3 separate regions of the Mus musculus genome follow, and all the other regions are linked to region 1. The links are chromatin loops, found by intact Hi-C in ENCODE. Cell type or tissue: gastrocnemius. All regions are shown on one strand. Each heading gives the region's core, and the rest is flanking DNA. Links, peaks and the distances in the headings are about the cores only. Region 1 holds the start of Snrnp48 (small nuclear ribonucleoprotein 48 (U11/U12)). Region 2 overlaps Riok1 (RIO kinase 1). Region 3 holds the start of Bloc1s5 (biogenesis of lysosomal organelles complex-1, subunit 5, muted).

The links. A loop is a pair of places that touch in the nucleus more often than their neighbours do. Peaks named below come from ENCODE experiments on the same cell type or tissue, not always from the same donor. Only the 100,000 strongest peaks of a DNase experiment are listed, where the experiment ranks them.
Region 2: it touches region 1 in a loop (2.4-fold over the local background); 23 of 42 quality-filtered maps call a loop at or near these places.
Region 3: a loop joins it to region 1, with 2.5 times the contacts of the local background. A loop is called at or near these places in 3 of 42 quality-filtered maps.

The regions. Positions count from the first base shown.
Region 1 is chr13:38,199,669-38,210,361 of GRCm38, reverse strand. Snrnp48 (small nuclear ribonucleoprotein 48 (U11/U12)) reads right to left here and starts at 5,423. Exons shown (of 9, transcript NM_026382.2): 1 at 5,234-5,423; 2 at 372-485; 3 at 95-155. The coding sequence starts at 5,389. In gastrocnemius, for the core only: no CTCF peak of the experiment used is centred there; a DNase peak (open chromatin) is centred at 5,459; H3K4me3 peaks cover 1,792 bases; H3K27ac peaks cover 716 bases.
Region 2 is chr13:38,058,871-38,069,563 of GRCm38, reverse strand. Riok1 (RIO kinase 1) reads right to left here. Exons shown (of 17, transcript NM_024242.3): 16 at 9,472-9,624; 17 at 8,131-8,809. The coding sequence ends at 8,699. Among named protein-coding and RNA genes, the nearest start is that of Riok1, 27 kb to the right of the region's middle. In gastrocnemius, for the core only: a CTCF peak has its summit at 4,537 (motif pointing left); a DNase peak (open chromatin) is centred at 4,503.
Region 3 is chr13:38,630,850-38,641,542 of GRCm38, reverse strand. Bloc1s5 (biogenesis of lysosomal organelles complex-1, subunit 5, muted) reads left to right here and starts at 6,451. Exons shown (of 5, transcript NM_139063.3): 1 at 6,451-6,607; 2 at 10,468-10,550. The coding sequence starts at 6,502. In gastrocnemius, for the core only: a CTCF peak has its summit at 6,266; DNase peaks (open chromatin) are centred at 6,440 and 7,121; H3K4me3 peaks cover 1,730 bases; H3K27ac peaks cover 1,516 bases.

The DNA.
Region 1 (10,693 bases), core at 1,265-9,264:
GTCATAAGCCTGTCTATAATATCCATTTTTTTTTGCTAATTTAAAAAGAAAAATATAAAACTAGGCTATTTCAATTATAATCTAATATACTTACTCAAAGTAACTGAAGGAATCTTCAAATTTTCATAGAAAAAAGTAGGATTGTACATTTCATTCTAGATAGTAAAAAAACAAAAACAAATTTCAATTAATATTGTTAAGGATTGCACAGTTGGCTGTTTTAAGATTTGAGATAAATAATACCACTATTTAAATAAATAACAATTTGTGATGTTAAACACAATACCATCTACTCTACAAGGGCTCACAATACACTCTCCTGACTTACTAATGAATGAATTTCTTGACAGTATATAATAAACAAATGCTACCTCTTCCTCTTTGGTATATCCCAGTTTCCTCAATCTGCAAGATTCCATGTGCTTTGTTAGTGATGATTTGGGCATGCGATGATTGGAATCATAAGGACATATGGCGATTTCATCCTGTAAAAATTAACAGAAGGGGGAAAATAGCATTTAAACAACAGCCTAGTACTTCCTCTTCTGTGGGCCTCAATCCCATGTGGGTGTTTGTATTAATAAGAAAGGGAGGGAGGGAGGGAAGGAAGAGAGGGAGTTCTCTCAATGCGTCTTTCTAAAGCCTCTGTCCTCTCTACAGCCCTTCAAAGTTTAGCATTCACTATCTCCACAGCCTCACAAATAGCCATTCCTCACCTCTGCCACAAGTACCTCACTGGCACTAGCCACCAGCAACCTTACTGCCACTGATGCCAAAGAACATGTCATACTTGTTGTCTTAGAGTTCCTAGTCATGGTCTATTATCCAAAGCTGTGCTGTCAGCTTGGTATCTTCTCTCTCTCTCATTCTCACATTCTCACGCTCGCTCGCTCTCTCTCTCTCTCTCTCTCTCTCTCTCACTCGCTCACTCGCACTGTTGAGCATAGGCATATGTGTGTAGGGATCGTGTGTCAATGAGCATGTGGAAGCCAGAGACCAACATCAAGGGTCTTTCTCAGTCACTCTACCAGGTAGCCAGCAAATCCCCCACTTCCCCAGTACTGAGGTCACAGATGTTTTTACTGCTGTTCCTGGTTTATACTGGTTCTGAGGAAATCTCATGCTTCCGAAGTAAGCACTTTTATCAACTGAGCCACCTTCGCAGACTTTGTTTTGCTTGCTCGTTTAGAGACAGGCTCCTACTATGTTGCCCAGGCTGGCTTTGAATTGATGGCAATCCTAACTCATCCTCTGGAGTGCTGGGATTACAGCCATTCGCTGCATCTAGCTCTTGATAAATGGTTCTGTCTTTCTACCTGTCTGGTTCTTCTTTGGTCTCCTGCAGTCTGTACTTCATTAAGTCTAATCATTAACCTCTTGTCATTCAACACTACACTTCCTAGCAATACTCTGCCTTCAGCTCTCAATTTCCTGAATCTATCTCATCAGGCCAATGTTTCTCTCCTTAGATCCTTACACTAGGAACCACAAGTGGCTCAGTGGGCAAGGCACTCAACAAGAACGTCTGATGGCCTAAGCTCAACTCCTGGAACCCACACAGGGAAAGAGGAGAGAGAAACAGATTCCACACAACTGCCCTGACAGACCCCCACACCATACACACACAGTTAATTTTCTTTAATCTTTATATTATTATTAAGTACCTTATACTAAAAGTCCAACATAAACAAAAATAAATTCAATATATTCATGGTCTATGTGATGGTTAATCTTAGCTGTCAAGTTAATAAAATCTAGAATCACCTAGAAGGTGGGCCTCTGGGCTTAGGTCTATGGAGAATCATCTTGACTAGGTTAATTGAGGTTGAAGATTGTGGGTGGAACTATTCCCTAGACCAGGTTCCTAAACTGTATAAAAGGTGAAAATGAGCTGAGCACAAAGACTCATTGCTCTTCTTGGTTGCAGATGCAATGTTACCAACGGCTTCACACTCCTATAGCTTTGACTTCCCTATCATAATAGACTTTACCTTAAACTGTAAGCCTTCTTAGTTTTGTGTCTGTTGCTGTGATAAAACACCTTGCAAAAACAACTTAGAGGAACGTGTATCTGGCTCATCATTCCAGGTTACAAGCAATTCTGCAGAGAAGTCAGAGTGGCAGAACCTTGGAGTAGCTATTCACATCCACAATTATGGGCAGACAGAAGGAAGACATGCAGTGCTGGTGTTCTGCCTTTTTCTTCTAATTCAGAACAGAGCCTAGTCCATGAAATAGTGCTGCCTACCTTCAAAGTGAATTTTCCCACCTTAGTTAACCCAGTGAATAAAGCCCTTCTGGGGGTGGGGAGGACCCCACAGGCCAACCTAGACAATGCCTTACTGAGACTCCCTTCCCAGGTGACTCTGCATTGTGTCAAACTGATCATCACACCTTCCTTTCTTACCTTGCTGTGGCTGGGTGTTTTAATCACAACACCACAAAAGCCTCCTAGCACTCAAACTTGCCTTCTCCCGTTTCAGTGAAAGGTGTCACCTGCTCAAGAAAAACCTGCCTCTTCCCTAACCACCCACACCCAAGCAGCCACCTAGTCCTGACATTTTAACTCCTAAGGGTCTTTGAAATCCCAGAGTTCTCTCTAGCCCCAGTGCCACTTGACCAATTCAGAACGTCACTGTTCCTTCTCTGGATTACAACAGCTATCTTACTGCTCCCCATCTCTGCTTCCAGGATGGCTGCTCTCTACTACATTCTACTACACTCTCCACCATGTAGCCATTTTGGAAACCCCAGCTCTCCCATTTACTAACTATAAGAGGTAATATAACTAACTTCTCCTTGAGCTACTTTCTTTTTCTAAAAAAAGAAGCAATGGACCCTTATCTCACAAAGATATCATGAAGATTAAATAAATATAAATATCTGGGTTTATACACAGAAACCATTTGAAGTAGGGCTTGGTACTCTGCACTAAATACATATTAGTGGGTATTTTATTAAAACACAAATTTAATTTGGATATTCCCTGACTTAAAGTCTGTCTATGCCTCCCCTGTTGCCATTGTTTTTTCATAAAAAGGCAAACAAACAGAAAACAAGATTCTCCAATGTGCCTGACAAGGGCCTTTATAAGGCTCCTTATAACCTATACAGCCCCTACCTGCTACCATTGTACTTCCCATTTAGATCATGGAGCAAAGGCGGGGCTACAAGCAATTCTCCTCCTCATGTTCTAACCATCCTTAAGCACTTGAGGCTCTCTAATCTTATCATCTAAGCCAGGACTTCTAGGTCTGCTGATGCTTTCTCTGTGCTTGACCTAACTAATTCTACTCAGTTGTTGTTGTTGTTGTTGTTGTTATTTTGGTCAGGGCTGGGGAGATGTCTCAGTAAAAGAAGCAAAAGGACTGGAGTTCAAATCCTTAGAACCCATGCAAAAAATGGGTATGGTTAATATGCACCTGCAATTTCATTGTTCCCACAGAGATAGAAGATAGAAGGGAAAATAGCCAGAAGCTCACAGGCCAGCTAGAATGATGATGGCAATATCAAGACAACAAGAGACCCGAAACAAGGTAAAAGTTGAGGACCCATTACCCAGGCCATACCCCCACACATATCCATAAGTTTGTTTTTTTTTTTTAAGATTTGTTTATTCATTATATGTAAGTACATTGTAGCTGTCTTCAGACACTCCAGAAGAGGGCGTCAGATCTTGTTACGGATGGTTGTGAGCCACCATGTATGTGGTTGCTGGGATTTGAACTCTGGACCTTCGGAAGAGCAGTCGGGTACTATTACCCACTGAGCCATCTCACCAGCCCCCATAAGTTTTTTAAAGGCTTATTCATTTAGGTATTTTATGTATATGAGTGTTCTTCCTGTATACCTGCACACCAGAAGAGGGCATCAAATCCCATAGGGTTTGATGAGCCATCATGTGGTTGCTGGGATTGAACTCAGGACCTCTGGAAGAGGAACCAGCACTCTTAACCGCTGAGCCATCTCTCTAGCCTAGCCCCACGCAGATTTTAAAGAATATACTTTTCTAGATGCTTTTTCTGACCCATCATAGTCTATAATAACCAGTACTACAAAAATTTCAACTCCCCCCATTACAGACTTTGCCACACAATAACAGCTGTCATTTCTTTACCCCTCCCCCCACTGTTACCATGACAAACTCTACAAGTGCACATGAAACATGGAAATTGATTAATTATCTGGACTAGTCTCAAAACTATCAATGTCATTTACCAGATTTTTTAAGCCAGTTACAACAGTGAGTATCAGATAATCATGTACTTCACGGTTTACTGGATAATCTGGGAGTTTTACAATGGACTTTCATATAGCGGTTAAGCAAAATACACCTCAGAAATCAGAAGGCCTGCAAGTCCCAGTTGCCAATCCCACTGGGATGTTTTTGTTTCTTCATTTGTAAAATGCTGCCAATTATTCTAGCCTCCTTGGGATACGAATTTTAAATGAAGTAACGCAGTGCCATTTAGAACGTGTTAAGTGTTAATATCACGATGTTGTCTAATATCTCGATAATAAATGAAGGAGTGGTGGGGCCCTCCATTCTCAATGGTCTGGAAATTTCATAAAATTATCAATTCATACCTCAAACTTTTTCAGTTGTCCCCCAAATCCATTTTTACAGCATCGTTACTAGGCTTTAAGCCATGAACTATATTGGTTAATTCACAACTCCAAATATACTTGTAAAGGTACAATGAAGGGTTTTTTTTCTTTCCAATTTCCACTTCAATTTTAAGACAATGGTGATTAGCTTGTACGTAAATTGCATATATCTTAAATATTTCCATCGACATATGACTTAAACCTTGTTACTGCATCATAGTAAATGAAGAGGGTATAAGAAATCACCGCGCAACGCAAATTCCCTCTATCCTGCACCTATTAAATAAGTCAGGATAATTCACTCTAATACACTCCTTAGGGGTCCGCTACTAGCTACCATTCCTTGGTGGCGCCCTTTAATCGTCCCACAATCGGTCCTGTCCGAGTGGGAAGCGTCCGGGTTTAAGATAGAGAAAAGTGAACACTGAATCTAACGCAATGCAGAATCCTTATATCATGACGAAGCAAATCGCCAACCTCAGCAGCAGCGCCCCCGGGATATGCACCGGACGAGCCCTGTCCTCCCCTGCATCGCACCGGGATGGAGAGAAGTGGGCTCCCCGGGCGCCTTTCCCACGGCGAGAAGTCAGCGGCCCGGGAAAGGCCGGGCAACCTCGCCCCTCACCTCGGCCTCCGCCTCGTCCCCGGGGTCCAGCTGATCCAGGCTCCATCCCAGGGACGCCGTCACCTCCTCCAGCGTCCGGCAGCAGCTCTCCACAAACTCGCTCAGCTCCTCCTGGAGCCGACGCCGCTCTTCCAGAGGAGGAGGTTCGGTCTCCATGATGGCAGCTCACCTCAGGCAGGAAGAGGCGGAACTGCTGGGCGCGCACGAGCTTCTGGGCGCGCACGGGCTTCTGGGAGCCGTGGGCGGGGCCCCGGGATGGCGCCAGCCTATCGGGAAGAGCCGACGGGCAGGGCGGAAGCGGTAGTTTTGAAAGGTGTTTCCACGCTCTTCTGGGTTTAGTTTGCGTAGCAGGTTAGAACTTGCGTCCCAGCTTTGAGCATCATTCCGCTGCTCCTTCGATGTTTTTAGGAGAAATTATTTATATCGGCAGGAAAGTTTAAAGAACAACACAGAAAGTGTCAGTGTAGCCTTTCTCCAGCTCATTAGCGTTTTCCCTCTTACAATTACTTCTAGATTCTTTATCCCAAATGCTATTATGCACATCCTCAGAACATTTTCCTACATAATCACAATGCATGATCAAACAGAAAATTCCTGAAACGGCTCTTCAAATTCTTTTTAAAGCAATTTATTATGTTTTAACCAATTGGCTATAATTGGTTATTATTTCTTAATTTAGAACAGGACTGGTTAAGAGCATTGACTGCTCTTCCAGAGGTGTCCTGAGTTCAGTTCCCAGGAACCACAAGGTGGCTCACAACCATCTAAAATGGGATCTGATACCCTCTTCTGGTGTGTCTGAAGACAGCTACAGTGTACTCCTATACATTAGATAAATAGATAGATAGATATATCTTTAAGAAAGAAAGGAAGAGGGCTGGTGAGATGGCTCAGTGGGTAAGAGCACCCGACTGCTCTTCCGAAGGTCCGAAGTTCAAATCCCAGCAACCACATGGTGGCTCACAACCACCCGTAATGAGATCTGATGCCCTCTTCTGGTGTGTCTGAAGACAGCTACAGTGTACTTACATATAATAAATAAATAAATCTTTGAAAGAAAGGAAGGAAGGAAGAGAGAGAGCCAGGCTCTTGGCCAGCACTTGGAAGGCAGACACTTGGGAGGCAGATTTCTGAGTTCGAGGCCAGCCTGGTCTAAAGTGAGTTCCAGGACAGCCAGGGATATACAGAGAAACCCTGTTGTGTGTGTGTGTGTGAGAGAGAGAGAGAGAGAGAGAGACTGTGCTGGGGTATCTAAGAGACCAAATTCCTGTCTGAGTTACATTTGGCTTCTCCTCCTGAGAGTGGTGGTCCTGAATTCGAAATCACTAGGTGGTCATTGGCCACACTGTATTCACTGAGACTAAATGTTAGTTCAGTGACAGTTTAACAGTTTGTAAAGCATCCTGTTAACAACATAGAATACTGTAACTCTCAGGTAGTAACATGCTGTCTTGAATATTTTTCATGTAAAAAGTGCATTTTATGATATTTTGCATATATGTCTGTGTACCACATGGATGCCTGTTGCCAGAGTAGCAGTTAGCTATGCAGTCATTTTTCTAAAAGGGGAATTTGATATAGATAAGCTCAATTCAATAAAAACCAAATATAAACATTTTTGTTTATAATAAAATTATCAAAAGCAGGTTTATGAGTCATCCTGGAACTCACCATGTGGTTGTGTCAAATAACCAATTTAATAACAAGTGTGTCAGAAGCAGAAACCTTATGGATGATCACGGCGTGCTTATCTAAAGAAAGGTCATTGCTAATAAAGACACACGCTACATGTTCATAATAAAAATCACATGAAAAAAACACTATTGTCACAGGCATACTCAGAGGCCCAACTCAGGCGATTCTAGATTTTGTCAGCTTCACAGTTAACACTAACCACCATAGTATAGTGTTCTGTTCACATCTTAAAACTTAATTCATAGGTGGGGGTGGGGGTGCTGAGGCTGGGGGGAGGGGGAGGGGAAATGAATTAAGTTTTAAAATTGAGCATTATTATTTCATTATCATAATAGTTCCTGTTACTATCCAAATTTGTCTGAATTTGGCCAGTGGAAGTCATCTTCTTCCATCCCCCATGTCTTTGACACAGCTCTTTTATTATAGTGTCATGCACTTTGCTTTATACACAAGTGTATCTCTTCCCTTGTACGACTCCACATTTAATCTTCCTGTATTGTTTTGATCCCTAGAACTGAATCACATTTGCCTCCATATCAGATCTTTGCTTCTCTCCCCACATCGTTTACCACCAGTGGAAGAAATAGAAAGGGAAATTTTGGCTGCCAATCATTTCCAATGGCATAGTTCCCACCTTTTAATTTAAAGGAAGAAGAAGAAGAAGAAGAAGAAGAAGAAGAAGAAGAAGAAGAAGAAGAAGAAGAAGAAGAAGAAGAAGAAGAAATAGTAACTTTAGTCACTAACCGATAAGAAATGACTATTATGAAGAAAACATGGCAGCAGTCAAAAGACAGCCAGGGTTGAGTTCTAGAGCCATTAGTCACACTCCTCTCATGCTGTCCCTTTTATCTTAGTTTCATAGCCAAATGGTAGGTGTTAGATTACAGACCAGCTAACTGTGTCCCTTCCCTGCCCCTTCCCAAGAATTCCCAGAATTCTGGCTGCAGCTGATAAATGCCTGCTGTGGAGGTTAGAGCACACAGCAGACGAGCTGGAAGCAAGCCAACCTAACCCCCTCCCACGCCCATATCTGCAAGGTAAATTTATGGTTCTACCCAGTACCTGGCTCCTTGGCATGTAAGCCAAGTCAGATTAAATAATACGATGTAGAATGTCATGCCAACTCTCCCAAACTAAAAGTCAGAGAATCTCCTTTATTTGAGGGATTTCCGTGGAGGTATTGTCTGCTCCAGTTCTCCCCATCCACGATTTCATGAGGGAGATCTTTTCTACTCTTCCACTTTAAAGCTTTCTTTCCTAATGCTGTCCTACCCCAAGGCCTGATCATGGTCCCTAGTGGTTGTGAGGTTTTCTCTCTAATAAATCACATTATGGAAAGAAATGGGTCTTGGCTTCCTTATTTATCAACCCCACAGCTTCTTCCCTTTTTCTGTTGCTTGTACCAACAGGGAAACTGTGAGAACAACTTTGGAGATGCCAAGATGACTGTTGTTAGATTTCTGTTTCTATGGCTGCCCAGTGTGTGTGAAAGAAATCAAAACTCAGCCCAGGTGAAGCATGAGCTGTGTCTTAGACAGCCCTGTGGTTTTTGGTTTTGTTTTCTTTTGTTTTGTTTTGTTTAAAAAAAAAAACTTTAGAATGTATTATCGATGTGTGCTGGTTAGCTTTTGTCAACTTGGCACGAAGAGTCACCTGGAAAGAGGGAATCTCAGCTGAGAATTTGATTCTGTCGGGTTGGTTTGTGAGCCTGGCTGTGAGGCATTTCCTCAATTAATGATTGGTGCCAGGAGTGCCACACCTGGGCAGAAAGTCCAAGATTATAAAAGCAAACAAGCTATAGTAGTGACCCTCTGTGGTTCCTGCTTGAGCTCGTGCCTATGGGATGTAGTAAGTCGTTTCCTCTCCGGGTTGGTTTTGGTCAGTGCCACAGCATGTGTGTGGAGGCCATAGGACAATTCTGTGGACTCAGGTCTCTCCTCCCACTTTTCATGGCTTCCAGGGATCAAACTCTAGTCTTCAAGCTTGCACCGCAGAGCACTCTTATGCTCTGGGGCATCTTGCCAGCCCAACAGTCCCATCTCATCTCAGAGTTTAGTGACAGCTTTTACAGAAACCTGGAGAATGTAGGAAAGATTCACCAGCTGACCCTGTGTCTCTGGTTGCTCTTCCAACCCGAGGAACCACTCCACACTAACGTTATGAAACTGCCTCATCAGCTTCCTCCTGCTGCTTATTTCAACAAGAGTTCTGTTCAATTAAATAGATGTAGTTTTAAAAGTTAGTATTATATTATATAAAGTATACTTACTATTCCTGTTGATACTAGAGTCACCCTATGTTTGGTCAATGGAGGCCAGATTAAGATGTGCCCGCATGTGTCTTTGATGTATCCCCATTAGTCTTTCTATGCAGGCTTCTATTATGGGCTGAGGTGGGGTCTCCCCAGCATCTATATTCAAACAGTCACAACGTGACTTTGTTTGGAGGTAGGGCTATTAAAGAGATGAGATCAAGCAAAAGTGTGAAGTTGAGGTCCTTATTTTTTTTTGTAAGTCTTTATTAAAGACACCTCTCTCACACAGCACAAATCGGAGTGAGAGAGAGGCTAGTGTGACTCTGTGCAAGAGTGACGTGCAAACCCACAAAGCATTCCATCCTTTATACCACAAAAATAATGGCACGTCCGTGCTCACTGCTGGGCTACTCACAGCAGCTAGGATACAGAAGCAGTCTAGGAATCAACAGATGAATGGGTACCAGCAAAACCTGGTAAATACACATGACGGAATTCGGAATTTTACTCAGCTGCGGCATGTGTAATGAAGGTGCACAGAAGTGGACGGAACTGGAGACCATTACGTTTAGACAAAGTAAGCCTGATCCAGAAAGTCAAACACCATAGTTTCCCTCATATGCAGAATTCAGATTCGTGTGTGTGTGTGTGTGTGTGTGTGTGTGTGTGTGTGTGTGTGTGTGTGTGACAAGAAAAAGGATTGAGAGGAGGTGTGACCCAAAAGGACGGAGAGTGATGGAATACATGTGACATAAAAGCAGAAGGGGCCGAGCAGTGTTAGCTCATGCCTTTAATCCCAGCACTTGGGAGGCAGAGGCAGGCAGATCTCTGTAAGTTCTGGGCCAGCCTGGTCTACAGAGTGAGTTCCAGGAGAGCCAGGAGTGTTCCACAGAAACACCTCCCCCCATGACCCCGGTCTTGAAAAACAAAACAAAACAACAAAGGAGGAGGGAAGGGCTGTTTTGGGGGAGAGGGAACCAGCGAGGGGAGGAGGAGTATGAGGGACAAATGACAGTAAAACAAATGCCATGATGAAAAGGATGCTCAGCTGCAAGCAATCATCGGTCTCAGCAGAAGTCAGCTCTGCAGAACCTGAATTGTGGCCTTCCAGCCTCCAGAACTCAGGCGTAATGCATTTGTTAGAGGCAGGAGCTCAGTGCTATGTGATAGAAGCCTGAGGTGTTTAAGAATTGAGCTATTGCCCCTTGGTCTTGCAAACTTTATATGCCTCAGTACAGGGGAACGCCAGGGTCAAGAAGTGGGAGTGGGTGGGTAGGGGAGTGGGGGGGGTATGGGGGACTTTTGGGATAGCATTTGAAATGTAAATGAAGAAAATACCTAATAAAGAAAGAAAAAAAAGAATTGAGTTCTCTCTCTCACTCCCCTCCCTCCCTTCCTCTCTCCCTCCCTCCCCCCACTCCAGTCTCTTCAGTTTTCTTCTTCCTTTTATTTTAGACTTACAAGGGCTATTTTTATACTATGTTTTTCTAACCTAAGACCTACGGCATGCC
Region 2 (10,693 bases), core at 984-8,983, 140 kb after region 1:
CTTTGTTCCTGGAAAGGAGTTGTTGAGATACGGCCTCTCTATGTAGCCCTGGCTGTCCTACAATTCTCTAGGTAGACCACGCTGTCCTCAAGTCCACAGACATCCAGCCTCTGTCTCCCAAAGTCTGAGATTAAGGGCATGTACCATGGAAACTGGCAGAAGTTGAGTTTTCTTAAGTCAAACCTGCTACTCTGGCTGGATAAGACTATGGCATAAAACTAAAGTTATACCTACTTAGAAATCTGAGGTGGAAGGATTATTCAAAGCCAAGAGTTCAGGACTAACCTGGGCAACACAGTGAAACACCATCTCTTCAAAAGAGAAAAAAAAAAAAAAGTCATGGAGTTGCCTCTGTTGGCAAAGTACATAAGAAACCAAGTTCAGATCCCCAGAGAGCACCTACAAAGATGGTATAGCTGCTCACCTGTAACTCCAGAGCCAGGTTGAGGCAGCTAGGTGACAGCTGAGTCCCCAGAGCACACTATCCAGCAACTCTAACAGAATCAATTACCAAGAGAGAGAGGTGAACCAACACTCACCTCTATTCTCTCCACCCACTCGTATATAAGCACATACACACCTTCCCACACACAAATACAGGGGAAAAAAAACCCTAAGACTTTTCAGTTATAACACATGACTTCCTATAATCTGCATCAATACTAATCACTGAAAATAATGAATGTTCTATACATTTTAGACGTCTTAATGCTTCAATTTAACTATGCTACTCTGAAATGGTCACCATGTTTCAAGTCTAAGAAGACATATCAGCCTTCATTCTATATGGAACTGTGCCAGTTAGTAATAAATGAGAATAATAACCTGAAGCGAGAAGTTTGGTTTCTTTGACAAACAGAAAAATAATATAGGACTGTTTCCATTTTAGTCCCAGGTGTGGGATATGAGACTGCTTCAGACTGTCCACAGCAGCTGACTATGATTTGCCTCGTGCTCTAGCTGGGGCATGATTTTGCCAGCTGTAGATAGTTTCTACAATTTGTGACATTTGGAATTTTGAGAGGGTGTATAAATGCTAGGACCCAGAGAGATGGGTTGTTGGTTGGTTGCAGTTTGTTAAGAGTTGTGTGCAAAGAAGAAACAGAAGAAACTAGCTATCCTGATGGCAAAGATCTAACTTGCCCTAAGAAACTTGATGCCCCTAATCAGCAGAAAGTAGTCTGAGGATAATGTCACTCCCTTCCCCTTCTATTCTTTTTTTTCTCCTATCTCGTGTTCGGGAGTTGCAAGGGTGGTAAAAGGGTACAGAGGGTGGAAGAAAATGGAACCCACAAAGTAGCCAAAGAATGGCTACAAGAATCCATTTTATTTTAATGTGTATGTGTAAGTGGAGTGCATGTGTGCATACTGTTCAAATGTTCAAACAAGCATGAGTGTAGAGGCTCAAAAGGGATGTCTGAAGTCATCTTCGATTACTCTCTACCATACTCATTGAGGTAGGGTCTCTCAACTGAACCCAGAGCTCACTGCAACTGTTAGCCTAATACCCAGCTTGCCCTGGGGATCCCTGTCTCTCTAAGGTATAGTGTTTCTATAGCTGTGATAAAACATCATGATCGAAAGCAACTTGAGGAGGAAGGTATTTCAGTGTACATTTCCATGGCCCACTCCATCCTTGAGGAAAATCAGAGCAGGAACCTGGAGGCAATAACTTAAAGCAAAGCCTTGGAGGGATGCTCTTTACTGGCTTGTTCCCCATGGCTTTCTCACCTTTCTTAGAAACCCCAGGTACCCCTGGCCAGGGTGGTACCACCCACAGTAGCCTAGGCCCTTCCACATCAATCACTAATTTAAAAAGTCCCCAACAGTTTGCTACAGATCAATCTTATGAGGAGGAATTTTCTCTTTTAAGTTTCCTTCTTCCTAGATATGTCTAGCTTTTTGTCAAGTTGATGAAAAACAAATAGCATAGTTGACCCTTTGTCACCTTGACAAACCTATCACACATTAAGCCTTAACATTACCTTTCCTTTGCATTCCCCAAACCCCGTTAATATCGATATCACAATTTAAAACATTCCAATTTCTAAAAGTCCCAGTCTTTACAAAACTAAACACTTTAAAAGCTCAATCTCTTTAAAGCATTCAAAGTCTCAAGTTCAAAGCCTCTCTAAACCACCTACAGTTTCTCAACTGTGGGTTGCTGTACAATTAGAAAACAAGTTAGATACTCGTTTAAAAAACAAAGTCAGGGTATAGTTACCATCAGACCAAAGCAAACAGTCCAATGATGTGAAAGGCTCAGACTTCTGGGATCCACTCAATTTTCTGGGCTTCAAAGGATGAAGGCAGATCCACTTCTCTGGCTTTGCCATCCACAGCACACACAGCTCGTCTAGCCTTAGGCCAGCTCCACTCCACACCTGCTGCTCTTGGTGATGATCTGACAGTACTCTAAAACGTTGGGAGTTTCCACTGCAATGGAAGATCGGAGGAGGGTGCTTCACCCCTTATACCTTATAAGTCCATTATGCAGTAAAGTCAAGGCACAACTCAAGGCAGGAACTGAAGCAGAGGCCATAGAATGATACGTACTGGCTTGCTCCTCATGCCTTGCTCAAGGCTTTCTCATAGAACCCAGGATTACCAGCTCATAGGTGGCACCATTCACAGTGAATTGGGTCTCCCAACATCAATCAAGAAAATGCACTACAGGCTTGCCCATGGGCCAGTCTGGTGGGAGCATTTTTTTTTTCTTGAAAGAGGGCATTTCCTTCTTATCAAATGACTCTAGCTTGTCAAGTTCACAGAAAACTAGCCAACGGTTTCTACCTTCCATGCCTGGGATTACAGGGGAGCCATCATACCACCTGATATTTATGTAGGTTCTGGTGAATCCAAGTTCCTGTCCTCGTGCCTTAGTGGTCATCAGTTTATCCACTAAGCCATCTCCCCTGCCCCCTTTACTTGTTTTTGTAAACATTTACTGGTGCTAAATTAATTACCTGTATTGTATCTCACTTAATCCTGTCATGTAACAGATGGCATTATTCTCCAATTTCACAAGCACAAATTTCCAAATAGTCTCGACAGTCCCGATGTTCCTGCCACATGTTAAATGTGTAACTTTCCGAGGCATTATTCTCATAATAAAAAGTCATAAAAATTTTTAATAGGAATTTATTTAGCAAATGGAATAAAAGTTTCTTTTGGATTTTTTGTTTATAAAACAAGACATATAAAAAAATCATGTTTGAAGGAAGAGTGGAAGGAAACTTGGAGTCACGTTCTTTGTCCTAATAAATTTCTGAGATTTTTATTTTATGTGTATGAATGTCTGAAAGTACGTCGGTGCACTACATGCCACGCAGGGCCCGTGGAGGCGAAAAGAGGGCATTGGGTCCTCAGGAACTAGTTAGGTGGTTGTAAGCCACCAGATGGGTGTTGGGAATAGAACCTTGCTGTAGCTTGGTCTTCATGGAGGCCCCCCAACAACTGGAGGCTATCTCTAAAGCTGTTGCCTGTCTGTGGATCCCATTCCCATAACTGGGCTGCCATATCTGGCTTCAGTGGGAGTTATATGCCTAGCCCTGAAGGGTTTTGATGTGTCAGGGTTGGGGGGATACACAGGGGGAGAGAAGGGAATGGGTGGGGAGGACTGTGTGAGGGAGGAAGTGGAAAGAAGTGGGGACAGCAACTGGGACGTAAAGTGAATAATGAAAAAAAGAGAAAATTAGAAAAGTACAGAGAATTGGTTTATACAGATTTTTGAGAAAAAAGCCTATTTTTCCTATTTGTGTACATACAAAATGCCCACATAAAGAATTTACTTAAAATTATTACTGTGTGTATATTGGGGGGGGGCAGGTGTGTGTAGAGGTCAGAGGGCAATTTTTGGGAATCATCATCTCTTCCCTTCCACTGTGGGATTCAGGGATTAAACTAGGCTGTCAGGCTTGCTCAGTGTACCCAGCCCAGCATACGGGAAATAGCAGTTGACACGTAGTCAACATTAGGAACTTCCTGTTACCTCACTGACACAGCGAGTGTCTGCCCCCGTGACTGCAGCCTCTGAACCCCTCCACTCAGTCTTCCTTTGATAGGTGAGACGGGACACTGAGTCCCAGAAGTCTGAAGGACCAGCAAGCGACCACCACACTACACCGTGAATCTAGGGCCATCCAGGATCTGTTTCTGTAATTGCCATACTAAAAGTGCATTATTTCCCAGTGAAAAACCACTTCTGTTGTTGTGGCCATCCTGCCTCTGTCTCCCATGTACTGAGACTGAGGTATACGCTACCACACCTGACTTAACTCAGTTACGACTCTTGCAAAGTATATATTGAGGTGCCAGTTTGTTGGGGGCTCTAAGTAGGGACTGATGTATAAATCAAGCACTAAATGTGCCATCATCGAGTTAGTGCCTAGGGGGAAGTAAAGAGGTGAAGCCAAGTAAATGACCTCAGCTACCTGGGCCTCCTCTGCAGGATGCTCCCCCCAAATGCACAGCACCTGCTGTCAATCATGCTGGTTAAACATCAGAACTCAAGGGCATGGCTCCCTCTAGTGGAATAAAATGACTTCGAGCACAACTGACAGCATTCCCATGGCTAAACAGCAGAGTCTAAAGGCTAATGATTCATCTAATAGCAACCAGCACAGGGGATGACCTGCACTTTAAACCCAATCTCTTTAGTTCTAATAAACAAAAGAGTGAGTCCAACCTACCCCTTTGGTGTCTAAAGTCTTTTTTAAAAACACTCTCACAGAAGCAGGGGGAGGGGTTATGGGGTTTTGGGGGAGGGAAATTGGAAAAGGAAATAACATTTGAAATGTAAATGAAGAAAATATCCAATAAAAAAAGTTAAGGTAAAAAAAAAAATACTGATCTGGTTCTTTGTGAGTTGGAGACCAACAAGGAAGACACAATGAGACTCTTAGGGGGGAAAATCACATTGGTCTGATACTTTTTTAAAATAACCATTGTGGACCAGGGATGGTCTCAGTTCAGTGTTTGCACGGCCCAGGGAGCCCCGTATTTAATCCCTAGCACTGCATAAAGCAGGGTGAACACTGTTCAAGAACTGAGTCATGGGAGATTTTGAGGTCTTCTGAGAAATCTCCAAGAAGACAAGTCTTGTGACTTCAGTTTCTTCAAAAGCAAAGAATTGTCCTCGGAATGTGAGCTCCTCTCAGGTGTATCGACAAGAGCACTTACTTCAAACTACTCATTACAGCTGGCTAGTGTTGTCTATATGCCTCTAAGGAAAAACATGCTTTTGCCTCACACAGTTTGCTAAACAGAGACAGACAGACAGACAGACAGACTGATGTGTGTGCGCGCACACACACACACAGAGCTTGTTGTCTTGTGACTGTACAGTTTACTTATGTCACTCCTCCTAACCCTCAGAGCATAAAGTTGGCAATTACTGCATGAAACTTTAGTCCGCCCCGTTTATTGGCTCCATTTTCCCAGGACCTACCATCTCTGGGTAAACTACAGGCTGTGACGACACACTTGAGAAACAAAGTTATATGGATCCCAAGTTCAAGGTCATCCTTGACTGCATGGGTGTTCAAAGAGAGTTTGAAACTAGCCCGGGCTACATGAAAAAACTGCAGGTGAATGAACTTGAGACAGCGTTTTGGTAATCCTTTGGTTCAAGTCCCACTATTTACACATGAGGACTTCTTCCTCAAAGGAAAGTGACTTCCCAGTGTCACAGCTGCATATCAAAGCAAGCGAGGGAGCGTAAACCTAGATTTGTCATCGCAGCCCTCAGAAAGCCTTAACAGTGTTACATGCTAAAGCATCAGCAAGTGGACTGGGCTGCCCCATTTCCGTCCACATATGGACTGGGATGAGGTACTCATCAGTGAACTCACTTTTTCGACTGAACACTTTACGTGGTCGTCAGATAACCCTATTACAAGCCTGGGGGATGCAAACTGACCCACATCCATTCTGTCTTTCCATCCTTATAAACAAGAGGCATACATGATAGCCTCTCCTTTGCTCAGGAGACAGAGCATCTTCTGAACATTTACTGAGAGCTGACCGAACCTCAGCACAAATCAGGTGCTGGGATACAATACAAACCCCTGCCTTCTGGAGCTTACATTCCGAAGTGAGGGTGGAGGCAGACAAAACAGTCACTATACGTTAAGTGAAGGCAATCGGCAGGCTACTTTGTCCTCGGTAGAGCTATAGGAAAATAATGCAGAGGAATGACAAAGCTTGCACGTGTGAGGGACACAAGAGGACAATACCAAATCAGGAGGGGTAGACCGGCCTCTCTGAGCTGGTGACTTTATTGATTTATTTAGATAGGGTCTCACTATGTAGCCCTGGCTGGCCAGAACTCACTATGCAGACCAGTCTGGCCTTGAACAGGGACCCACCTGCCTCTGCCTCCGCAGTGTTGGGATTAAAGTAGTGGGTCACCATGACTGGACAATACTATGTTTTAAGATGAAGATAAAACTGAAAACGTGATCTACACTTTTGAACATACAAGCTCCCTAGTTTTGTCCGTAAGTGAGAGTCTGAATTTCTTACTGCACAGGGCATGTGTTCAGTTTCTTGTAGCTGTGGTAAAATACCAGCTAAAACCAGTCTAACAGTTGAAGTGCATAACTGTAGTGCAATGTGCCTTAGCTGAAAGTGGATGACGAGGAAGTAAAGCCAACCAACCAACAACGGAAGCGTTCGTTCTCACCCGTGAAGCCTGTGGTGAGAGTACATTACAGTGGGGATGAAGGGAAGCTGCCGGCATCACCGTGGCCAGGAAGCAGAGGAAAAGACCAGAATCCGACATCCCAGCAAGAACACGCCCACACACACACACACACACACACACACACACACCACACATGCCCACACACACAACACCCACACGCCCACACACACACACACACACACACACACACCACACACCCCACAACGACCTAATCCTCCAGGCCCTCACCCCACAGTTCTGCCCTTACTCAGCGATACCGCTAGCAACCTGGGGCCAAGTCTTTAACATATGGCCTTTGGGGAACATTTAGGATCTAAACCGTAACGAGGTATTTTGAATGACACCAACTTTGGCCAACTAGGCCAGCGCCAGCAAGAACAATTCTGCTTTGCCCTAGCTTTGCGTTCACATGGTAAAGTAATAAACACATAGAGCTGCCTAAGTGAACCAGAAGACCTGGAAGAGACTCAAATGTGCACAAAGATGATAACTGTGCTCTCAATATTATGGAAACTGAAGCTCCTTTTTGAACTTTAAAGCAGAAAGGAGCATGTTCCAACATACAATCAGAGTTCAGGTGGCACTCACCATAACCCGCCATCAAGCAAGCAGCTGGAAGCTGCAGTCTAAACGGAAACCCTGGGTTGCTGTATAAGAGTGTCTGGTGCAAGGATTAACACAGCCATTTGCTACATAAAATAGGAAAAGGTTCTTTAACACCTGGTAATTTTTCTCAATGTGTGTCCTGTAATTTTCTCTTTCCTACCAGTAAGTTTACTCCCCCCACGAGTCTCATCACAGTTACTGCAGTGGGCTGTGGCTTCTTGGGTTATAAACCGGAAGACTCCGTTCAAACTCACCTGCGGCCTTAAGCTAACTCCACATCAACTAGTATCCCAGGCCAAGCCACCAGCATCCTTCACCAGGGCTAACAACAAGCACAGCCAATCATCTTCCACCTTTGCTTCAATTCTCTAGAAGCCAGAATCATGCTTTCAAACTACAAGTTGGACCCTGACACTCCTCTGCTAAAAACCCCATGAGCTGTGCACTCTGATCTCCCCCCGAGTCTGATGCTGCCACCCCATTTCTGACCACTGCACACAGCTTTTTGCTGCAGGGCCTTCCTGTGGCTTCGTGCTTTGACTGGGGTATTCTTCCTTCCCGATGTACCTTGGCTTTGTTGCTTGTATCCTCATCTGCTTAAGTAGTCCAGTCTGGCTGGAACGCAGACTCCTTCCATCCAGCCACCACAGTGCCAGGAAGTTCGGTGTGACTCACCTCCAATATTTTATGTTGTCAACTTGTACCTCCCTAGGTTTTCTCTTTATTCAGCATTGATTCTCTCTATATAATGTATAACCTCTTCAAAGAATATTACTTTTTTAAAAATTTTTCATTTCCTAGCAAGAATGCAAACTACCCAAAGGAAGTAATGTGGTTTTATTCATAGCTATATCCCAGTTCCTAGAACACTGAAATATCTGATGAACAAATGGCTGGGTGTGAAATGGCACCTGAGCTGGGAGGGCTCACTGGAAAGGTATAGTTAAGATGAAGCAGGATCATAGGACAGCTTCCTGTGTATCCAGAACACACAGGAACAGGGCTCCTGGGAATGGCACATAACGGCCAGACGATGTCTCTCGGAGCGGAGCTCCAGGCTGTTTCAGATATGTCTTTGGCATAGACAAAGAAAACAAATGTTCCCAAGTTCGTCCGTGGATGTTCATCATAAACACTCATGTTCTGATACTTGTGGGAAAATGTTTGCAAGATAAAAATATAAAAATAAAATATACAAAGTTCTTCATTAAAATAATACCTTAATAAGTCCGTTAAAAGCAGAGCCAGGACTGGATCCCGAAAGAATAGGCTTTTGAAACAATCACATGACCACACCCCAGCCTCCTCTGACAGTGAGACAGTGAGGAAGCCTCCTCCAGCTACTTCTGTTTCAGGGTTAAAATGTAGCCGAGGAATGGCTCCATTCTATTTGCCTTTTTTGGCCTTGGCTGTTTTTTCCTTTCTTTTTTTCACATGTTTAGGGATTTTATTTTTTCTCTTCTCTCTCTGGGCTTCCTTGACCATCTTTTTTCTTTCCTGTAAAATATAAACAACCCACCCCCAATAAAATTCATTCATTCGGTGTATTCAAGTTATTATTAGAATTAAAATTAATATGTTAAGCAGATAAAAGTATATGTAGCATAAAAAATAACAATTACAGCTTGGTGAGTACAACTTTGCTTTGAGGTTCCCTGCATCTCATTTCTTTGCCATCTCTCTCCCTTCATATCCCTGCCTTCTTCCCTCTCTAAAGAGGGTCTCACTTTGTAATCCAGACTATTCTTAAAACTCCCAAGGCTCAAATGATCTCTCCCCTCCTCAGTTTCCAAGTGCTGGGACAATAGGTTCTGTCATTATACACAGGTTATCTTTCTTCCCCAGCTCCCCGAACCCAGCTACACCATGTCCCTTGAACACTGTTGAAATTATAGACAGTCAAATCAATATCCCAGTATATGTTACTTGACGTTTACAAGTTCCATATTTAAGAGAAATAATGGTTAGAAAGAAACAAATATTTGCTTCTAGTAAACAGACAGAACACGTAATCTGTATGATATTAAAGAAGCTCCTAATAGCAGCTAAGTCTCTAATTTACTCCAAAAGTAAAGTTTGTGTTTAGTTATGGAAACTACAAGTAGAGGCACCATTGATGTTTGAGAGCCACCACATTCAGGAGTAAGATCTTGGCTAACCTTTTTATCAATGTCAGGGTCAGCAATATGGTTTCTGCATCCGGCTTGATCTTCCTGCTCTTCAGAGACTGTGTCGGAGCACTCAGAGCCCCCAGCATCGTCTGAACCAAAACAAGTCTCTTCCTTAACTTCACTTTCTAGGAGCGCGGGGACCTTGAGATTATTATAGAACAATGCTACGTGAAGCCAGGTACTATCAACACATTAATGCCAGCATCTTACATCAGTATGTCAGATACTCTTTCAAGTTATGCACTGAAACATCAAAATAGAATCAACACGCGGGAGAAAGATGGGTAGCATCCATTCACTCCTGTAGGACTCAAGAACATACACAAAGGAATTAGCAGGGTGTCTAATCTTTTGACAGTGCAACATGATGCTATCATTTACAAATGTGTTGGATTACATTCACAGCTATCCTAACATGCATATCTGATTACTAGGGCTATATGGGTGGCCTAAATTAACAACACAACTCTGCTACTTTTAGTAAGACAGAGAGTTGAGCTGGGATTTGGAAAGAATGTGAAATACAGAGGTAGTAGCAGCAGTAGTAGTAGTAGTAGCAGTACTAGTAGTAGTACTAGTACTAGTACTAGTAGTAGTAGTAGTAGTAGTAGTAGTACTAGTAGTAGTAAAATCTATTTAGGTGGCTTCACAACTGTTTTCCTGTGTATTTACTACATTACTAGCAGTAAGCTAATCTAACCAAAATGAACAGTCCATCAAGAGGAAGTTTCACTTTCTCTGAAATGAACTAGTTATTTAACTATTTTTCTTCTTTTTTGAGACAGGATCTCATTGGACAGTCCAGGCTGCCCTTGAACTTTCCATTCCTTTGTCTTACAGATAATGGTATTGGGAACTCAATTCAGGTGCTCTGGAAAAGCAGCAAGGGCTCTGAACTGCTGAGCCAACTCTCCAACCCTGACATTTATCAAAATTAATTTTAAAAACGACTGAAAAAGGTATATGGCTATCATCAATAACCCCTGCATCAAAGAAGTCCAGGATTAATGACAAATATCTCACTTTTAATGGAAGAATTCAGAGACAGAATAAGTACATTCCCAAAGTTAACTCTAATACCACTTTTCTGTAACTTTTACATCTTCAAACTTTTATAAACTTCAAAAAGAGTTTCCACAGGCTGGCAAGGTTCATCATGTAGCCTGACGATCTAAGTTGGACCCCAAAGACCTATGAAGAGGAGAAAGTC
Region 3 (10,693 bases), core at 2,694-10,693, 430 kb before region 1:
TATAGAGCCTGGATTCCTGCAGGCTGTGCCTCTATTCCCCATACTGCCGGTGAATAAAACTAATTCCTACTGCTTTGTAATTTACCCAAATCCATCTTTCACTGAGCAGAGGGAGGCCCAAAGAAGGCTGATGAAAAGTCAGGAGATTCTAAAGTTGGCCGGGTTTTGCTGTTATGTCTCAAGTGTCTCTACTTCCGTGACCATACTTCCTTTGGGAATATTCTGACTTTTAAGATGTTTGTTTCCTTGTGAGGGAATAGAAGCCTTGAGTCTTTTCCAGCTCAGTGAGTTAATTTGATAGTTCCTTCGCGCTGTCGCTTCCACTTGGACAAGGCCAGGTCCCTAGGGCTTGCCGGTTGTATTATGGATCCTGCAGATTTGGCCTGCCATTCCTGCTGAGTGTCATCTGTCCTTGCAGTCTTGCTATGGATAAAATTTATTCTCCCTCACATCATCTGCTTGAGAAATCTGTGCCTGGAAGGCCTGTCTGTCCACATTAAGTTTGAGCTATGATAGCCATACAACTAATTTGACAAGGCATTGCTTTAAATAATAAGGCTCCAGGCTTGCATTGACCAAGTCGAGAAACTTCCAGCCCCCAGAATGAAAATTCCAAAGCTCGTTTTGTGCATTCTCTGAACTAGACTGTTCCTGTTGATGTAAGCAATCTGCCCTTCTACAGCACTTAGGAGCCATGTGTTAGAGGCTTTGACTTGCAGAGTGGCCTCTCCGGTTCCTGTTTTCAGTATTTGAACTCCATTTGGTAGATTAAACAACTCAGTATAGCAGTGTCCCTTATCCATAGAGCATGTGTTCCGAGACTTCTAGTGGATGCCTGGAACCCCAGGTAGTACATATGTTAGCTTTCCATTACATTACAAAATCCCTAGGATCATTAACTCAGGATAGTGTTTACTGTGCTTCACAGCTTTAGTACCTGGAGTGAGGCAGCATCAAGGCTGGCAGCATGTGTGTCTAGCTGCTCACCTTATGGCCAGAGGGGCGGGGATGGGCTGATGAAGAAGATAAGGAGAGGCTGGTATCCCAAGGCTTATTACTTCAAGGTCGTACCAGCAATGACTTAGTGACCCTCCCTAAGGCCCCACCATCTAAAGGCTCCACCACCTCCTGATATCACCAAGCTGAGGTCCAAGTGCTTACTGACACACAGACATCTGAGTGATCCAAAACCCAAATTATAGCAGTACCGTGTAGACCAGGGTTTTTCTTTAGTACACATACATGCCTGTCTTAGGGTTTCATCGCTGTGAAGTAACTTTATGACCAAGGCAACTCTTTTCAGAAGAAAACATTTCATTGGGGCTGGATTGCACACACACACATCTCAAATCAGTGATTGCTTTTTCCAACAAGACTGCCTTTCCTAAAGATGCTGTAACTTTCCCAAAGGACATCACCAACAGGGGACAAGTGTTCAAATACATGAGCTCATGAGGCCACTCATCATCACAGGCATAGCAAGAAATTAATAATAAGTAAAAACATATAAATATTGTAGTTATTTTAAATCATGAGCTATTTGTGGGACTTTCACCTTTATATTTTCAATCTGCAGCTGGCTTCATTGAAACGGTGGAATAGCCACAGGTAAAGCAAGCACAGGTCAGCCCTCGTTATCAGATGCATAGGGACCCACTCTGCAGACATGCGCAGAAATCACCTGAGGCTTCTTCAAATGGGTTTCTAGGATCTCGTTCACGTTTTCCATTTATGAGATCTAGAATAGGGCTGAGACTGTGTCTATCCAAGTGATGCTGGCACGATAACTATCCTGTGAGAAACTCTTATACCTATTCCAGCCCGGAGAATCGGCAGACTTCAAGGGAAGCTGCCCCAAATTAAAGCCTTCCTCTTTGTGTCTGGTGGAGCCAAGTTCTTCCCCCCACCGCCATCCTCCCTCCCCTGGCGTGATTGGGAAGTCTTTGTGGCTTTGTTCCTACTGAGCAGCTGTCGCAGGAGCTTGCACACAACTCATGTACCATCCATTGACTGCCGTTGTGTCACCAGAAGCATCTCTCAGGCGAACCATGGTGATTCAGGACCCTGAAGGTTCAGTATGAGATGTATGGGATTGCTGCCACCACCAAGCCTGGTGACGCTCATTCACAGCACGGTCCTTCACACCATGCTGACATGCACACTGAGCATGCCATATGTGTCCCCTAAACTTCAGGAAGTTAATGCATGCAAATTTATAGGCTCTTACCCCCAAGACCAAAGATCCTGCCATCTCTTCCCTCGTGTGTGCACACATGCACACAGAAATACAACTAAATAAAACATAATATTGACATTATATATATATACATATATATATATATATATATATATATATATATATATATATATATATATATCCATTCTTCCAGAAACATGAAAGATAATAACCCCTTCAGAGAAATAGAGTTCATTTTTTATGGTTTGGATGTGACATGAGACCCCTCCCTCCCCCTCGCACTCCTGTATTGAACCTGTGGTCCCTAGGTGATGCTGCTCATTTCAAGGAGGGGAAGTTTAGCAAGCAGGGTAGCCCCCACTCCCTCCCTTGCTGCCTCTCTCCTGTCTGAGTGGAAGGTACAGAGGCACATGTAGATCTCGAGCCTCCCAGAGAACAGCGCAAGTCGACGACATAATATCTGACCTGATGCTCACAGGCCAGGCTGATCGTGAGCGTCAGTGCGTCAGAATTGCAGGAAAGCAGGGTGCTCTCCACTGGTAGACGGCTCTGTGAGGGGAGGAAGAGGTGAGGTCAGACTCCGTCACCTCTTCAGCTCTTGACACTGTGTTGAGCACATGCTGGGTGGTCAGTACATATTTATTGCGAGTTTTTTGAATTAAAACATGAGTTTATATGGCCTTCTAAAGTGAATGTGTTCTCTCTTCATTCTTCCATAGTCTCCCTTCCCCATCATCTGCCCACTCCTCATCCATCCACAATGACTGACGGACACACAGACAATCACTGAAGTAGTTGTTTCTGCCACATAAAAGTCATATAGCCATTTTGGCCTTTCTGTAAAGTTGAGAAAACTGATACCTGTTTCAAAGGAGTGTGAGATGGTGAGATGAATTCGTATTTGTAGGGTGCTTACCTCAACACCTTGCAGGTAGCAAGTGCTATGTGAGTGTTGGCCCAGTGGTGATGCAGTTCTGCCCCTGACTATCCATAGACTTCAGAAGTGAAAGCTCAGTCATGGACACATTCCACCTGTTTTAGACTGGAGCCACAAACCCCAGGCAGGGTTCCTTAGCCGTGCATGGATTTGCTGTTTCACTAAAATAACTGTGTAGCTCAGGAACATGCTATGTTTACAATGAGCTTTATTATAAAATTGTACCGGATAAGCAGCCAAATGAGGAGACTTGGAAGAGTCCCCAACGTGCAGCTAGATGCTCAGAAGAGCATCTTCCTCTTGGCACATGGATGGATGGCTGCAAGCACGAATTCCGCAGAGGATTTCAGGGTGCCTTACAAAGGCACAGGGGACCAAATCATTACTCATGTAATTGAACTCAACCCTATAAGAAGAAGGTGTCAGGCCCCCTGGGACTGGAGTTACAGACGGCTGTCAGTCACCATGTGGGTGCTGGGAATTGAAGCCAGATCCTCTAGAGATGTGGCCAGTGCTCTTAACTGCTGAGACATCTCTCCAGGCCCCCAGCCAGATTCTTTGTTGTACAACTTAGTTAATGAATGAATACATAGAGGGAACAAAGAAGGCATCCCAGAGAGGGAAGGTTAACAAGAAATGCAGAGAAATGGCACAGTAGAAAGACCTCCCTGCTCTTACCTCAAAATCTCTACTGAGTTGAGACCACTACTTAGTCCTTGGCTCTTCCTTGAGTTTCTCTCTCTCTCTCTCTCTCTCTCTCTCTCTCTCTCTCTCTCTCTCTCTCTCTCTCTCTCTCTCACACACACACACACACACACACACACACACCACATACATACACCACACACAAGCATGCATATGCCACAGACACATTGTTTAGAATAATAGATTTCCCTCCTCACAATGCACAGGTTGATCTAGCAGTTTCTGATGGTGCACACAGCTCATGTGACTGCATCTGGCTGGAAATGACTCTCACATCTCTGGGACAGGAGTGGGGACTCTTGGTGTGCCTCAGTTCTCCCCTTGCAACCTCTCTCCACACGTGTCTAAATTAGTATGCTTCTACACATGATGACCTCACTCCAGCAAGAGTGTCCTGGCAAGAAAACAAAGCAGGATGCTGCCCGGTCCAATGGAACCCACTCATCAGTACCGTGTGTTCCACTGGTCAAAGGTCAAGTCACAAGGCCAGCCCAAATTCAAGGTGAAGAGAAACAAATCCGTCTCCTAACAGGAGGTGCTGATAATCTCACATGTGGGAATTAAGAACACTACCAAATATGTTGATCAAAATTTGAGGCTAGTTTTATTATAATACTGGCCAGGATAATGGACACTGGGCCGGTCCATACCAGGGATGCCTAGAGAATGTTAGTGAATTACCTTAGTCAGAGGCTTATAAAAGCAAAACCCACAGGGCTGTGTACGGTTAGGAGCAAACATCTATTCTGACGGACTTACTGTCTATACACCTCCCACCTATGTGTGATCAAGCATAGCCTGTGCAGTTTGGGTAATTAGGCTTGTTGGAAGAAGCAAAACGTGATTTGTTATCTTACATGGATAACAGCCCCAAGGATTCCAGGAAGTTATTTCTGGAAGTTATTCCTTGGGCAAGGGAGGCTTACAGGCCTTTTTGTTTTATAATTCTAATGTTTTAAGCACAGTAATTTAAACTTAAAACATGACATTAATCCTCACAATCCATCATGTGGCATGTCTCTACTGAGAAGGCAGGAACTGCTGTGGCCCTTCTGACCTTAGGTCTCTTCATCTGAAAATGGAGATTTTCCTAAGTCAGCCCTTGTTCGAGTCTGTGTTCGCAGATTCAGTCATAGAAAGTATTTTTTAAATGTCACATTGTTGATGACAGGTATCATAAGTCAGCCGTAACTGCAAATCGGTACTGAGTACTGGCCTTGTCTTCTTGTTGCTATTCCAGAAGTAACAATGTATTGGTGAGAACAGGAAGTAGAAACTGGTGAAATAGAGCAGGAATTCCCAAGCCGTGCTTCCAAGAATGTCCTTGCCGGAGGGCAGGAATGCTGGGATCCAGAGAGCTCAGGTTCCGGCTTCTTTGCCTTCGCTGACGCTTTATTGGAAACTATCTGAAGACCCAATTCTATTTCCAAAGTGTTAATTATGGCAACTAGAATTTCTTTATCACAACACAGAGTTGGCAAATTTCAGAGGTGAAATCCAGAATCAACATTTAAAAAAAAAAACAAACAGCCACATTAATGTAAGAAAAGCATTCAATTTCACATATTGTAGTGAGTCTTCATGGTGCACAGTCATAAAGGAAATTATGCAAAGGGAAAGAAATTTTTTTCTACAATGCAGAAAAATGAATATGAAATTTCTTGGAAGTGAGGAGAATAACAAATGTCTTTGAAAACTATGATTTCTACATATTGATTAAAAAGCTAGGAAATTAAATTTTTTATTTGTCCTCCTTTGGGGGTTTACCATTTCTTCTGCGATAATCCCCCAATTCCTGCTTCACCTAGTTATTCTCTCCATGTCTCACTTCAAGACTGGAGACAAACACTGGTCTTTTCTGGGAAGTCTTTCCTGATCCCCTCAACAGCTAGTATCCACAGGTATGGAACGATTCCTCTTCCTGCCGTTTATGTCGCTTTACGTTCCTCCTTCAGACTGGACTAAGACCCTTTAGGATGACATTGTTCATTGTTCAGAAGAGAGTAGCGGAGGAAGCGGTCACAGCTGAGTCCTAAGGAAGAACCCCTGGATGATGAGGAGGTAAAAACCACTGGGAGGCCGTGCATTGCTCTCTTTGAAGCATGACAATTTGTTGAGAAAATGAACATTATGGAATATATCAAATGTCAGCACTTATTAGTCTAATTTAGGGAGACCATCTCAAACACCCAACCAAGCAACAACAAAAAACCTAAACAAAACAAAAACGAGTTTCTTAACCTCTAACCGTGTTGCTTTATTTGTTAAAAAAATTATGATCTGTCTCCTCAGGTTGCTATGATGACCCTAAGGTGACAATACATGTCAAAATGCTTTATAAAATAGTGGTGGCCAGTAACAATGTAGAAACTATGTATATACTACTACTGTTATTCTTCTGCTCGCCGCGCCTTGCTCCAACCATAGTGAGTTTAGTTCCTACCGGCGTAGGATGGGATAACCGAGAAACAAGTAATTTTCAAACACCTCCCATACGCAGATCATCTGCCCTCATCCAGCATGGCCGCATCGGCTACACTCCCGGCGCCTTCCCCGAACCCAACGACTCCGACGCCCTGTGATGACGTAACACCAGAGCGTCTCTCTCCCTAAAGGTCCGTGCCTGCGCCGTGGACGCCGCGGGTGGGCGGAACTGGTCGGGATGAGTGGCGGAGGCACCGAGACCCCTGTAGCGTGCGACGCCGCCCAGGGCGGCAAGAAGCGGGACTCACTGGGGACTCCGGGTGCGGCGCACCTCATTATCAAGGGTACGGAGTGGAGGGCGTGGTCCTCCGTGCGGGGTGGGGGCAGCGTGCTGGGGACCGCCCCTCCTGGTGCTCCCCGGCTCCCCTGTAGCCCTCAGCTGCCTGGCCCGCCTCGAGACGAAAGGTCCCAGCTCGCAGGACCCAGTTACGTGCAATGGGCGAAGGGCGCACAAGCGGAGAATGGGAACTAGTTGGAGCCCCACACGTAGTAGGGTGACTTCGGTCCTTCACCCTCTCGTCCTCTGTCCTCTGCGCCTTGGGGGTCATGCCAGGAAGAACACTTGGGAAAACGTCCTGAAACACAGCGCTCAGTACCATACAGTGTACCGGTCTGAGCTGTCCCCTTTCAGCCTTAGTAGATTTCGACCTAAATTATTACAATAACAACTAGCTTTAATTCCTAAACCTCAGAAGTCCCCGTTAACCGCGAAGAAGCCTCCAATTGCAGTTTCCACTGCTTCCCTCAACTCCCTGCTCAACCCGCCTATTCCACCAACTTTGGGCTACAGTCCTACACTGCCTGGAGAGTGGTGGCTTACCATCTGTGCGGTTCCCATTTTACTCTTACCAGATCTGTGGGCGGCCCCAGCTGAGCTGGCTGCGACTGTTTAAACTGTGTTTCACATTGTTTCTTAGGTTTAATTTGGGATCCAGTAGTATTGTGTGTGTGTGTTAAGACTAAGTTAGAATTCTTTCTCTGTGCAATCTCAGTGAAGATTAGTCGTTGTATGGCTGTTGTTGGGCCACCATGACTCCATCCGCAAATGTTTTTCATCTTGCAAAACTTTGTATGCATTAAACCATAACTCCTCATGCCACTGTGAATTTGACTGGTCCAGTGCCTCTGAGGACTTGGACAGCTCCACTCTCGGAAATAAGGCTGTTTTGAATATGAATATATAGACATCCTTCGGAGGTCCTGTGTTCAGTTCTTGGGACTGTATCTCCAGTAGTGGATTTTTGGGTCATTTGATTATTCTTTAAACTTTTTGAGGAGTTGGCATGTTCTGTATTTGCTATACCATTTTCTAGTCACCTGTCATCACCAACTCTTGTCTTTGGTACTAGTTATTCTAATGCGTGTGAGATGACACTCCCTGTTGTGATTTTCATTTCCTCTAATATTTGGTTAATGTGCTTAACTGACTACCCATTTTTTAGGTAGTCATCTAATATCCATTTAAGTCCTTTGCTCGTGTAAGTAGATTCTGTTATTGAGTTATAGTTCTTGATATATTCTTGAAAGGCAACTTTGCTGGCCGCTATACCATTAATGCTGATACACACGCGCACACACACACACACACACACACACACACACACACATACACACACACACACACACACACATCTGTCTCCTCAGTACCCATAGCAGGTGTTTGCAGGCATTTTTCTCACTTGCCTGGTTGCCTATCATTCTGTTGATTGTGTCTTTGAGGCGGAAGTTTTAAATTTTGAAGCAGTACTGTTTTTACTCCCCCAGTACTGGAAGCCAAGCCAAGGCCTCCCACATGCTAGACAAATACCATACTACTAGAGACTACATTACCAACTCCCTTTTCTGTTTTTTATTTTGAGACTGGTTCTCACTTTCACACTCAGGACCCACACACACAGCCTTCCCTTTATTAGGTACTAAGAGAGTTGTAGTTCTGTTTGGTCTCATCTTGTAGTCCCGTGGCTCTTCCATCAAAGCACTTCTCTGTGTCTTTGTGAGGAGATATTTGTCTAGCTTTCACATTAGGTTACAAACAAGTAGAGATCAAAGGATTATACATTTCAGTACTCTTTTTTTTTTGAACAGTAAAAGAATGCATATAGCCTGACTAGAGTTAGATATCTATAGAAGTCTATATTTTACACGTACATGGTTATGCTAGCAGAATTTATATTTAATATTTGGACTCTTACAAACTCTGAATTATTACAATGGATTTATTATAATGTCCTTACACAACGTAACTTCTGTGGTAATCTGTATTTCATGATCTGTTCCCCCATAGTTTCCCACAGCTGCAGTTTTAGGAGTGACTGATAATCTACCTCTGTGTAGAACTAAATTAATCTGCAGAGTCTTAAGTGGCTCCTTTTTATCATCGGACTGTAGAAACAGATGTCTCCAAACCGACAAACCTTAACTGCTTCTCAGTCACGTGGAAAGAGATAGTGGTAGGGGTGCTGTGTAAATATCACAAACAGCTTGCCTAAGGAGATACTCACTGGAGATGAGGTGATTTGGGGACCTTGTGGGATGTGACATGATAGAAGTAGACCACTCTGGCACTTCAGGAACACAGCATACGGGCTGGTCAGAAACCTGGGAAGAAGCTGGTGAGAATGAAAGCCAGTGTCGGGGAAGAACGAGAGCTCAGATGTTGTAGAAGAAAATGGACATTAGGTGAAGTGAGTAGCTGAGGCATAGGGATCAGCACATCATTAGGTGAAGTGAGTAGCTGAGGTATAGGGATCAGCCCATCATTAGGTGAAGTGAGTAGCTAGGGTATAGGGATTAGCCCATGGCAACTGGAGGGGCTACATCAGGATGCCTGAGGTAACATGCTGTGTTTAAATAACTGCAGCTCAGCTGGGATGGAAGACCTCAAATGGACTTTTGGAGCTGACCTGTATGTGTCCTGTTGCCCAGTTGTGCTTTTGCGAGAAGATTCTCAGTACAAGGTCCATAAAGTCCTACAATGCTTGGTCTCACTCAGGCAGCCCTAACTCCTAGTACACTAGGTCCAAGATCTGAATAATAAACTCTACACACTCTGTTGTACACCATATTTCCCAATAGTACTTTCTTCATGAAAGAAAACTCCAAATAGCTTTTTACAGAAATGATGTGGGTAATAACCTGCTGAGAGATTAGAAATTGTCCTTCTGTTTCTATTGTTTTCTTCTTAACATATTAGCATGATAAATCTCAGTAAAACTTTTAAAAACAGAATTAGAATCTGATCCATTTAAAATTTTATATATATATATATATATACATATATAAATATACACATATATATATACATATGCACATGAATATAAGGCGTACATGTTTTTATTTGGGCATGTATCTATTTTGAGGTTTATATCTTAAGCTAGTTGTTGCTAAGAAGAATGAATAAATCTACTTACCCAGTGGGTTAAAATTCAAAATTCTTTCATAGCTATGGCTTTTTCAGATTTAGTATAAAGTAAAGATGCTTAACACCAACACTCACCACCAACCTTCACAGATAAATCTCTATGAGGCCCACTAGAGAAACCAACCTAGAATGTGCAAAGCCCCAAGTTCACTCCCCTGTGCTTAAAAGGCCCCACCATGTACCCTACTCTACTGAACTTGTATCACCCTCTCTATATCACCCTCCATCCTGAATTTAACGTGTACCAGAGGAAGTATCCTTTTAGAATTTATGCAAATGGATTTATTCTTTCTGAAGCTGTTGTGAGACTTATCCATGTTAATAGGTGTCGATCTGGTACATGCATTTAACTCTCCACTTACCATTGTTCATTGTGTGACTATTTAGAATGTTAGCTTTTTAAATTATTCTCTTGGTACTACACATATGCCTCAGCAAACATTTACAGATGCCGTGCTTATTTGTGTGAGTTTATTTTCCTGTGTTGTCTATCTCAGCATGGGATGGCTAAGGATGTGTATCCTCAGCTCTGTTAGACATTGTTAGACGGCTCTCAAAGGTAGTTCTACCAACGAACACACACTGGAAGTGGAGGAGTTTCCCTCCTGATCCATGGTCTGGAGTGGACTTTAACCTATCTTTGCCTGTTGGGGAAGAGTAAAATAGGCCAGAGATTGCACCACGGAGTGTGACTTAACCCTTGATTCTACTTTATCTGTTTAGATCTTGGAGAGATTCATTCCAGGCTGCTGGATCACAGACCAGTTACCCAAGGTGAAATCCGTTACTTTGTAAAAGAATTTGAAGTAAGTATGGAAACTTACTTGGTTGAAAAGATTGTCCCAGTTGTTAATGGCCTACTACACACAAGGGTGATTCCTGAGGGCTAAAACCTGACTTTAGTTTATATCTTACAAATATATGTAGTAAAAATCATAAGAAGATAAAA